2 separate regions of the Mus musculus genome follow, and region 2 is linked to region 1. The links are chromatin loops, found by intact Hi-C in ENCODE. Cell type or tissue: left cerebral cortex. All regions are shown on one strand. Each heading gives the region's core, and the rest is flanking DNA. Links, peaks and the distances in the headings are about the cores only. Region 1 has its middle 38 kb from the start of Palmd. Region 2 overlaps Palmd (palmdelphin).

What was found. Peaks named below come from ENCODE experiments on the same cell type or tissue, not always from the same donor. Only the 100,000 strongest peaks of a DNase experiment are listed, where the experiment ranks them.
Region 2: a loop joins it to region 1, with 6 times the contacts of the local background. A loop is called at or near these places in 2 of 42 quality-filtered maps.

What each region holds. Positions count from the first base shown.
Region 1 is chr3:117,004,651-117,010,036 of GRCm38, forward strand. No RefSeq gene overlaps it. Among named protein-coding and RNA genes, the nearest start is that of Palmd, 38 kb to the left of the region's middle. In left cerebral cortex, for the core only: no CTCF peak of the experiment used is centred there; DNase peaks (open chromatin) are centred at 2,234, 2,889 and 3,380; H3K27ac peaks cover 1,420 bases.
Region 2 is chr3:116,936,450-116,941,835 of GRCm38, forward strand. The region is part of intron 3 of Palmd (palmdelphin); the gene reads right to left. Among named protein-coding and RNA genes, the nearest start is that of Gm32148, 14 kb to the right of the region's middle. In left cerebral cortex, for the core only: no CTCF peak of the experiment used is centred there; DNase peaks (open chromatin) are centred at 3,104 and 4,551; H3K27ac peaks cover 1,233 bases.

The sequences.
Region 1 (5,386 bases), core at 286-5,285:
CTGAGTTTTTCCTTTTTTTTCTTCCAAGTAGATTCTTCTCTTATAAAATATACCCCCACCAGTTTCCCCTCCTTCCACTCCTCCCATTTCCCTCCACTCTCTTCTCTTCCCTGAATCCACTTTCTCTCCACCTGCCACCAGAAAAGCAGGAATCCAAGAGACAGCAACCAAACACAACAAACAAGATACAAGAAAGCAATGCAAAAGCCCTCACCACGCTGTGGCTGGACACTGTGATCAAACAGGAGGAAAAGAGCCACAGAGCAGACAGAGTCAGAGACCCACCCTCTCCCACAGTGACAGTCCCAGGGCACATATGGGCTCACAAAGCTTTGGCTGAGATTGGTTCAGCAGCTCTTCTTTGGTTCAGTGTCTCCTTTCTTCTTCTAATTGTATCCTTAAAAACCACCCTCCTCTCCATGAAGCTTTCTTTAGCCCATACAAATCTCCTCCTTCTATGATTCCTGTGACATTTCCAGTTCACATTATTTACACTGTACCTTTTCTTTTATAAGATTGCTAGTTATCATAAGACACCTACTTGGTATCTATGGTGGCTTGAATGAGAAATGTCCCCATAGACACAGATATTTCAAAGCTTTATTCTGCATTGGTGATGGTGTTTGAGGAGTTCCGGAAGCATTTAGGAGGTGAACCTTGTTGGAGGAAGTAAGTCACGAGGGAGTGGGCTTTGAGGGTTCACGTTCTTATGTCACTTCCGGCTCACTGTCCGTGCTTCTGGTGTGTGCCCGAGATGTCATCTCCCAGCCTTCTGTCACCATATCTTCCATGGATATCTAGTTCTCTGGAGCCATAAACCTGAATAAACTCCTCCTTAAGTTGATTTGATAGTATTACTTTATCAGCTGCTCTAGTATACTTGCAACGTTTATCCTCATTAAACGCTTAAGATAAACTACAACACTACACAACATGACAGAAAAAAGAAAAGTCGGGATTGTCTCAGACTAAAATTTCATTCCTGACTCTGCTATTGTGACCTTAGGTGACTTTTTTTTTTTTTTTAATGCATTAGGTGCTTCAGGTATTAAATGGTATTAGTGATAGCTGTCCCAAGGGTTAATGTAAGAGTAATGGTCTAAGTACCGGATACATGTAAATTATTTACTCAGAAAGTCTTTCAACCGAATGACTGATCCCACAACCATCCTTATGTAAACACTGGAATTAAAATGATTTCAGTAACTTTATTAAAGAATTCCAGAGTATTTCAAACTGTTTAAACTTCACTTTTAACTTCTCTGCCAAACTATGACCTTCCTTCTGGGGGTCATTTGCTTTCTGAAGTGGCCTGGATCTTACTATTGATTATCACAGAGAGAAACTACCTACCCTGATAGAGTCTCTTCCCCCACATATCTCACCTTTAAAACTTGCTATACTTTGTATCTCTTGTTAGGTAATAAATAACCCAACCCCCAAAATCCCCTTAGTGATTTAATGTACTAATCATCTCTTATAGAAAGAAATTCTGTTCCATAGTTCTCTGGGTCAAGAATTTAGGATCATTTTTACAACATTCCAGTCACAAGCCAGTTGGGGTTGCTGTTATCTGAAGTCTTGACGAAGGCTGGTTAAATCCCATTTTTAAGGTAACCCCCTACAGTGGATGTTGGCCAATTATTTTTGCAATGGTTGTTATCCTTGGGCTTGAGTTTTTTCTATAGTATATGACTGCATTACCCCAAAGAGTAATTAAGATGAGAGATCAAGACAGAAGCTGAAATGTCTGCTCACACTCTGTTCCTCTGCTCACAGACTGTCACTTCTGCTATATTGAACTGCTCATACAGGGTAGTCCTGATTCATCCAAATAGGAACTTGCTCCAGGCAGGAGTGCCTGGAGGCAAGGGTCATTGTAGATTGTGTTTAGAACTGATTACCAAGGGCTAAGCTCTGATCTCCAATGATTACCGTGTGCCCTACTTAAAAAAGTCTCAACCTCCTTCCTAAAGACCCTCAAGTCTCACGCTATTGCAGCATCATCCCAAAGTCTATGATAGTATCACATCAGTCAGATCAGGTGTGGCTTCCTGAATATTGCTCTTCTAGATCCAAAAACTTGGTATCTGTTTCCTACATACCCAGAACCTCCGGATTATGGAATAGGCAGAGGAGAAAAATGAGAGCCACTGTCTCACTGCTCTGAAACACAGCCAAATATCCCTTGCCAACTCTTGTTGTGCTCATCCTTGTTCCTGGGAAGGCATCTGTATGAGGCCTTGACCGCATAAAGTTTTCCTTCTTTTTTTCATTAGGTCAGAATTCATAGTTCAGTGATGTTCTAAATGTGCTTCTTGTTCATAGGGGTTAGGAGCCCCTAAGCTCTCTCATTTTTGTACTCTCAATACAAAAATCTTTTTGAGTCTTCTTGATACAACATAATTCTTTTAAAAGTTTGTGGGTTGCTAATGAATAGTTTACTCCATTATACAAAAGCCAAGCAGGCATGCCTTTCAAGGTGCAACACTCCCCACTTGACTGTGATCTCCTTCAAGGCCACTGAGGAAGTCTTTTCAGGGTCTGAGAACACATTCTCTTCAAAGGAGGGAGTTTGTGAGACTCAGCTTGGAGAATTTAGGCCTATTGACTAATGTTTTCCTTGGATACTCCCTGCGTTATGTCTAAGGTTTTTGCCAAAGATCCTAAAGATTTTTCTCTCTTCTGGATTTAGCCTTTGATTTAAATTCATCCCTTGATTTGATACTTTTGGGAGAGTTAAGAACAAGGGTTTCAGCCAATCCTGACTTCTTCATATGCGGTGTTTTTTCTTCTTCTTAGCTCATTTGTCCGCTGCTGTTTAACTGTAAGCACGGAAAAGAAGCCAGGTGGCACTTTTAGCACCCTGCCTGGAAATCTCCTCAGTGGGAACATCCAGTCGATTAAATACATTTTCCACTTTGCCGGTTACTGCAGGCAGCGGTACTGCTAATCTTTCTGTTGCTATGTGGGTAGGATGTCTTTTCATCCAGCTTTTGGTAACATTTCCTGCATTTTAATCTCTCCCCTCCATTTTCTAGAAATACTGTAGGTTCACAACCATACTGGATGGGAAACAGTGTTCCTATACATGCCTCCCCCTTCTTGCCCCCCTCCCCTCAGAAAGCCTCCCCCAAAAATCTCTGTAGGTGGGCCTGTGCATTTCTATAACCAGCGAGACTCCATGCAAGCAGCATTTTAAAAAAATTTTTTTAGTTTTTTACTTATTCACTTTACATCCTGATCACTGACTACATCCTGGTCACCCACAATCCTTCCCCCATCTCCCCTCCCTTTCTCCTCTGAGCAGGTGGGAGCCCCCTGGGTATCCTGTCCTCCCGGGCACTTCAAGTATCTGTGAGATTAGGTGCTTTAGAGAAAGGCCACCCATGGCAGACAAGGCAGCTCAGTTATAAGAACATATCCCATGTACAGGCAACATCTTTTGGAATAGCCCCCACTCCAGCTGTTCTGAACCCAAATGAAGGCCAAGCTGCACATCTGCTACTTATGTTCGTGGAGGCCTAGGTCTAGCTCATGTATGTTCTTTGGTTGGTGGTTCAGATTCTGAGAGCCCCAAATGTCCAGGTTAGTTGACTCTGTTGGTCTTCCTGTGGAGTTCTGATCCCCATTCTGGGCCGTCAATCCTTCCTCCTGTTCTTCTACAAGAGTCCCCAGGCTCTATCCACTGTTTGGCTGTGGGTGTCTGTATCTGTCTGACTTGGCTGCTGGGTGAAGCATCTCAAAAGGGCAACCTGCTCCTGTCTGCAAGCAAAGCAGAGTATCATTAATAGGCACACAACATTCTTATTTATTTATTATTAGATATTTTCTTTATTTACATTTCAAATGTTTTCCCCTTTCCAGGTCTTCCTTTCAGAAACCCTCATCACATCCCCTCCCCCTTCCTCTAGGAGGGTGCCCCCCAACCTACCCACTCCCACCTCCACACCCTGGCAATCCCCTACACTGGGACATCAAACACCCTCAGATCCAAGGGCAGCTTCTACCACTGATGTCCAACAAAGCCATCCCCTGCCACATATGAGGCCAGAGCCATGAGTCCCTCCATGTGTACTGTTTGGTTTGTGATCCAATCCCCAGGAGCTCCAAGGGGGTCTGGCCTGTTGACACTGTTGTTTTCCCCACTGGGGTTACAAACCCTGTCAGCTCCTTCAGTCCCTTCTCCAACTTCTCCATCGGGGACCCTACGCTCAGTCCAATGGTTGGCTGTGAGCATCTGTCTCTGTATTTGCTAGGCTCTGACAGAGCCTCTCAGGAGACAGCCATATCAGGCTCCTGTCAGCAAGCACTTCCCAGCATCCACAATACCATCCAGGTTTGGTGACTGAATATGGGATGGATCCCCAGGTGGGACAGTCTCTGGATCACCTTTCCTTCAGCCTCTGCTCCATACTTTGTCTCCATATTTCCTCCTGTGAGTATTTTGTTTCCCCTTTGAAGAAGCACTGAGCACACAGCATTCTTAACCAGAGTTCACAGTTTAGTGCTCACTCTTGGTGAGTTGGACACGCATGTACATATGTATCCAACATTATAGTGTCATTTATATAGTATACAGATACACACACACCCATACACACACCTATATCTCCTGTTTTTGTGTTTGTCACTGTGACAAATTCCCTGACAAAAAAACAACAAAGGGTATAAAAAGATTTTTTGGCTTACAATCCCAAATTATAATTAATCAGTTTGGGGAAGTCAAGGCAGGACCTCAAGCAGCCAGCCACATCATAGCTTGCATTGTGTTCACTTCTCCTCCCTTATGCTGTTCAGGACCCTCAAGTATAGTGGATGGTGCCACCCACAGAGGACTAGCTTACCTACAGCAATTAACAGTTCCCCACTGACAAGTCCACAGGCCAACTTGCTCTCTGTAATCCCTTATTAAAACTCTCTTCCCAGGTAATTCTAGGCTGTGCCAAATTGATGGTTAAAACTAACCTGCACAATCCATACTTTCTTGCCATTGTCGTCATAGCTTTGCCCTTTTCAGAATATCATATATTTGGACTCATATAGTATGCAGCCCTTTCAGATTGGATTCGGTCATGTACTAATGTCTTTCAAGTTTTCTTCATTCTTTTTCGTGGCTTGAGAGCTCATTTCTTCTTAGCCTTGAATAACACACCATTATCTGTATGGGTCACAATTTAGTGATCTGTTCCCTCAATTTCTGTAAAATGTGTACTGAGAGCCTCTGTGAAGCACTCCAGGACTTTAACAACCTTTTATTCCAAGTCCATTATGTTTTACTAAAATTTTTTCAAGGTTCTTGTAGTTCTGTGGGTCACTCCATCTCTAGTCATTCCCTGGTACTTTATTTAGGCTTTCACTACAGATCATTCCATTTCCAGGAACC
Region 2 (5,386 bases), core at 315-5,314, 68 kb before region 1:
GAGTAAGCGGGGTCCTAAATTCAATTCCCAACAACCACATAAAGGCTCATAACCATCTATATAGCTACAGTGCTCATATATACCTAAAATAAATAAATAAACATTAAAAATATAAGATTGACACTATGATCAAGGCACACTGGTTGTTGCTGGTAATCCTAGCACCTAGGATGAAAAGCAGAAATATTATTATGAAATTAAGGCCAGTACGGGCTATATGAGACCTCCCCATCTCAAAAATAAGCAAACAAAAATATAATTGAGGGTATGTAAGCAAATCAAATAGGAGATTTTAAAAGTATTTTATTTTTAACATTTAAGCACTAATAATTTTCACCAAACATTTAGCATCTTTACTAAGAATGGATTTATTCGTTTTGCTCACCTGGCATAAAGGCATACACATTGTATAGACATGTAGGTAAAGCCATACATTGCTGAAGACTCACCTACCAGTGTAACAGTCACATGCTGTGGGTCAGGGAATAAAAGGGCACTCATAATGGCGAACATGCACTTTGCCTGGAGCTAGATTTGTTGTCTCTAATCATGAGCATTTGAGAATAGGGCAAGGAACACAATGCAGCTGTCAGATGAGTAGAACTTGTGAGGCAGCACAATGGTATGGAAACAAATGTCAGTCTCTGCTGAGGACTGGAAATGGCAGATGTTTAAGAGAGCTAAATAATTTATAACCATATGCAGACAGCTTGTGCAAGAGTGAGCCCGGTCTTCTAATAAAAATCTGTAAATAGTCACAACCGTTGGATGGGCTGGTGAGACTCTCATGTTTTGCCACTGCTGCTGTTCAGTTAGGGTAGAGTGAGTTCATAGAGAAAGCTACCAATCAGAGTAATGTTTTGTATTTTAAGAGTATCATTCATCAAAGAATATAAGAAACAAAATTGGTTTTTAAAGAATCATTCATACCATGTGCAAGTTATTAAAGAAATCATTTTCAAATTAATGCCAATAAACACACACTCGAGGCTGGTGTGGCAGAAGGGAATTGGTTAGGCTTCTCAAATGATCTGGCAGGACAGAAGTGGACTGTGTAGATTTTAATTAGGGCATGTGGATAATCCAGTAGCACTTGCCAATCACTTAACAAAAGCAGAATAATTGCAACAATAATTTGATTTGATTTCTGCATAGGTGTCCTGAGTTTCCCAAATGACTTTCAAGTACTGTTTCAGTTAGTACACTGTACATGATCTCAAGATCACCCAGCTATGATTTAGCTACTCTTCCCCCGACGGTTGTTAAAAATTAGGAGAAGGTCAGGCCTAATTGCTTTTAATCTCAGGACTAGGGAAACAAAGGTGGGTGGGTCTCTGAGATTTCAAGGCCAGCATAGTTTACATAGTAAATTCCAGCAACAGCTACATATTTTAGGAGGAGGAGGAAGAGGAAGAGGAGGAAGAAGAAGAGGACAGTTAGGGTAGGGTTGGGGGAGAAAAACAATTCTAGCAAACAAGCTATTTGAAACTATTCCATGAAATGGGAAAGGATATTCAGGTATCTACATAGCTGTTAATTTTCTTCATTTAGAAATGGCCACTGGCTTTGCACCTTGTAACCCTTAACATTTGTCACAGAGTAGCTTCTATATTTTCTATGTACTTCTGTTTTACTTTGTTTCTTAATTTTAATTGTTCTTACTTGATTTCATGTTGAGGATCTTTAATCTAGCAACATGGCTGCTCTGGCAATGGATCACATCCAAAGACCTTCTAGGTCTGTGTGATCTAGTTGGCATGACACACCTTTAATCTCCCTTGCTAGAATACATGCGCACCCTTAGTACACATCTTTAATCCCAAACAATAGAGTTGATTTGTAGAAGTAGCATGTTTGAAAGTAATGTCTAATTGAGGGGCAGAAAAATTAACAAATCAGAGAAAGAGTTGACAGAATGAGTCAGAGGTAGGATACACCCAACTCTCATGAGAACAGGCATGAGAGAGAGTCAATTTAAGAGCAGTGTAGGGAGAGACAGTTGGAAATTGGTTCAGTCAGTGCAGTTTGTGCAAAAAAGTTGAGTTCAGTTGTGTTTGTTCACAAGTTCCATTTAGTTTGTACATTTTGTGTAGTTCAGGCCAGGAGAGGCAGTTGAAGCCAGAGAATAAGAAGGATCCAGAAGATTAGAACAAATTGCCAGAGTTAGTTTGAGGCCAAGCAGAGAAGTTCAGTGAGAAGTAGAGAAGAGCAAGTTTGCATCAGTCAGCTTGGAGAGGAGTTTGAGCCAGAAGAGCTGAGTTGGATCAGCCAGTCAGAGTTCAGAAAGAACTAGTAAGGGTGAGTTTATTCAGCAGTAAGCCTCCAAGACGACAATTACATCTGGAGAATAAAAGTTACTTTTACAATTTCAAGAAGAGGGTTTATTATTTGAAAATCAACAAGTGTAACTTCCGATCCAAATATAACATTTGATAACCAACTCCGGGCTAGTTCACTGTGGGTGGTCCAAATGAACTCAGCAATACTTGGCAGACAAAGGATTTATGGAAAGGGGTGGGTGTGGTTTATACAAGTGGTGGGTATGGTTTGTCTTCAAATTGTTAAATATTCCTTAAAAATGGAAAAGCTGGGTCCCCATGGCAGCACAGCTCCTTCCTTTAATGCAATGTCTTGGCTTTTGAAGATTTTATTTTCTGTCACTAAGACTTAGAGAATAGATCCTTGAAGATAATTTACCTCCTGCTTTTTTTCTGTGTTTTCTTACTCCATCCAAGACAAAGATTTACACATTCTTGCAAAGGCTCTTAAATTTTTGTTTTAAGGCATGAAATGCCAATTGGTATGAGAAAATAAATGTAAAATGTAAAAATACTTAGAAAATGTAAAGGATCTAAAGAGAGACAAACACAAATGTGTGCATTTTCTGGGAGTTTTATTGCTCTAGAGTCGTTTTCAGATGAGTGGAAGGCAAATTCAGTGAAATGACTCAAGAAATGTGTAGCTCTACAGTCAGCCTTCTCAGGGCCTGGATGTTACCAAATTTATAACATTCTGTTCTGTCCTGCCTTAAGTGTAAAACTAGGTTGGGACTGCCTTTAGAGGATGGCTCAGAATAGTGCTTGGGGTACCAGTATCAATGGGTTGAAAAGGTATCATGGAAGGGCCCCTAGAAGTTGTTCTAATCCACCTGTCAACATACTCCGGTGGCAGGTATTTATTTAGGGCCAGTTATCATTCATTCTCTGTTTCTGATGGCATGAGATGTGACTGCTAGGCACGGGCAAGAGAGAAGGCATGGGGATGGGTTGAGAAAATAAAGGAGCAAGAACAGATGGAAAGAAAGCAAAGTGATGGTGACATGTAAAAACTTGCCACCGACAGCTCAGAGCCCTGCACACTGCCTACCATATGACTTCCCCTTGACCCAAAGATAATTGTGTGCTTATGACTTTTGGTTTTGAAAACTTAAGGTTTTTTTTTCCCAGTTCATTACTATTGAAGGTATTCACTATTTTATTTTTAAGTCTATCCATTCACCTATCTATCAATATGCCTACCAGCTATCACTCTTACTAGTCTGTTAATGTCTATGTATTCAGAGCCATTATTAGTACATAGAGGTGTGTGTGTGTGTGTGTGTGTGGTGGGGGTATATATGTACATTTGGTGGAATGAGCAGCCATTTTTCCTTTCTTTAATTCTCTCCTTAATTCATTCTCTCTCTCTCTCTCTCTCTCTCCCTCCCCTCCCCTCCCCTCCCTCCCTCCGTCCCTCCCTCCTTCCCCCTCTTTCTTTCTTTCTTTCTTTCTTTCTTTCTTTCTTTCTTTCTTTCTTTCTTTCTTTCTTTCTTTCTTTCTTTCCTTCCTTCCTTCCTTCCTTCCCTCCCTCCCTCCCTCCCTCCCTCTTTCTTTCTTTCTTTCTTTCTTTCTTTCTTTCTTTCTTTCTTTGAGGTTTGGGTTTTACTGAGTTTATTTGGTTAAGTTAGAACTAAGGATCCTGAATTAAAATTAATCACTCTATCTGGGACATTAAAAACAACAGCAGATGAACTATTACAAACCTGGTAAAGCAATTAGTAAACGCGGAGAGTGAAAAAACATGTTTAGAATGATCTTGACTCACGGAATTGCCTCAGAATAACTTCTTAAGTGTTCCTAGGCAACAGAACTTTAATTAAAGAGACAAGTGGTGGGTTTCTCCCCCTCTTTTTCTCTCTCTTCCCTCTTAGGTTGTCACAGAGAACAGCTTGCTATGTCCCTGCTATATGGTATTAGATACACCTATTTGGGTCAAAATAGGAAGGCAGAAACATTCAGAATGGGCTATTTCCACCCAAATCTCTTGCTTATTCAACGAGGCACTAGTTCCATGAAGGTGCACGTATCCTGTGTTAGGTACATAAGATCATTAAGCAACAGAGAAAGAGTGAACTTTATATTTTGACACCAATAGTTTGGGTTTCCTTTTGTCATTGAATCTTGCCTCCCCTCTTCTGAGCTAACCAAGCAGTATCCTGTTATACGATAGTGAGCAGAATGCACTGTCTCATATTCTCCCTGTGTGAAGGGCTTTTTTGAGTTCTGTGGGACGTGGCTTCAGCTGTTGTCACAGCCCACGTCTTGGCTTTTCTTATGATGTAGAGTCGCACAGAAATACAAGACTTCACATGTACCTTTGCCGAAACTCCCACCTACGAAGAGAACAACTTCTAACTATTTGGGCACCAACGAAAGCTTATTAACAGAAGGCAAAAGGTCAGAAGAGTCCTTGGGAATGTGAGAAAAAAAGCTTTGAGAACATTTAATCATAAGTAGCTTAGCTTATCCTTCTCGAAGGGAATGTGGGGTGTTTGCCTCATTCTCCTTGGCAGTTAACCTTTTACATTTTATACTTCTGACATTTCTGTCAGGCACTCTGCATGCGCCAATTAAAGTCAGAGGTCTTTGGACACGATTCAAGAAGTAAAGAGTGTCTGGAGAGGTGCTTGATTGAAGGCAATTCTGTCATGGAGAACTAGAGGGCAGGTGCAGGAAAGGAACCAGAAAGGTAATGAAAACTTGCTGGGAAAACAACTCCTTTGCAGACTCTTGTTTGTGTGTGTGTGTGTGTGTAGCCCTGGATTTCCTCTTAAGTGTGGGGTGCAGGACAGCAGTTGAAGTGTTAGAGTAGGGTGTCTATACCAGGTTGTATGTCTGTGCACATGGCTTTCTGAACTAAGAGGTCAGAGAATCCATGTCAACAATCATGACGCAATACATTCACAGGTCACACAATGATCAGGGATCCTTTAAGAGGCAAACTGAAACTCTGAGCAGAGTATGTTAGAGGACATGGTAAGTAGCCTTCTCCTGGGAGCATTGCCTCTTCAGTTATTAATCAGGGAACCAGGAAAATACTTTCTCAGTAATATGTTCTTAGGCTAGGA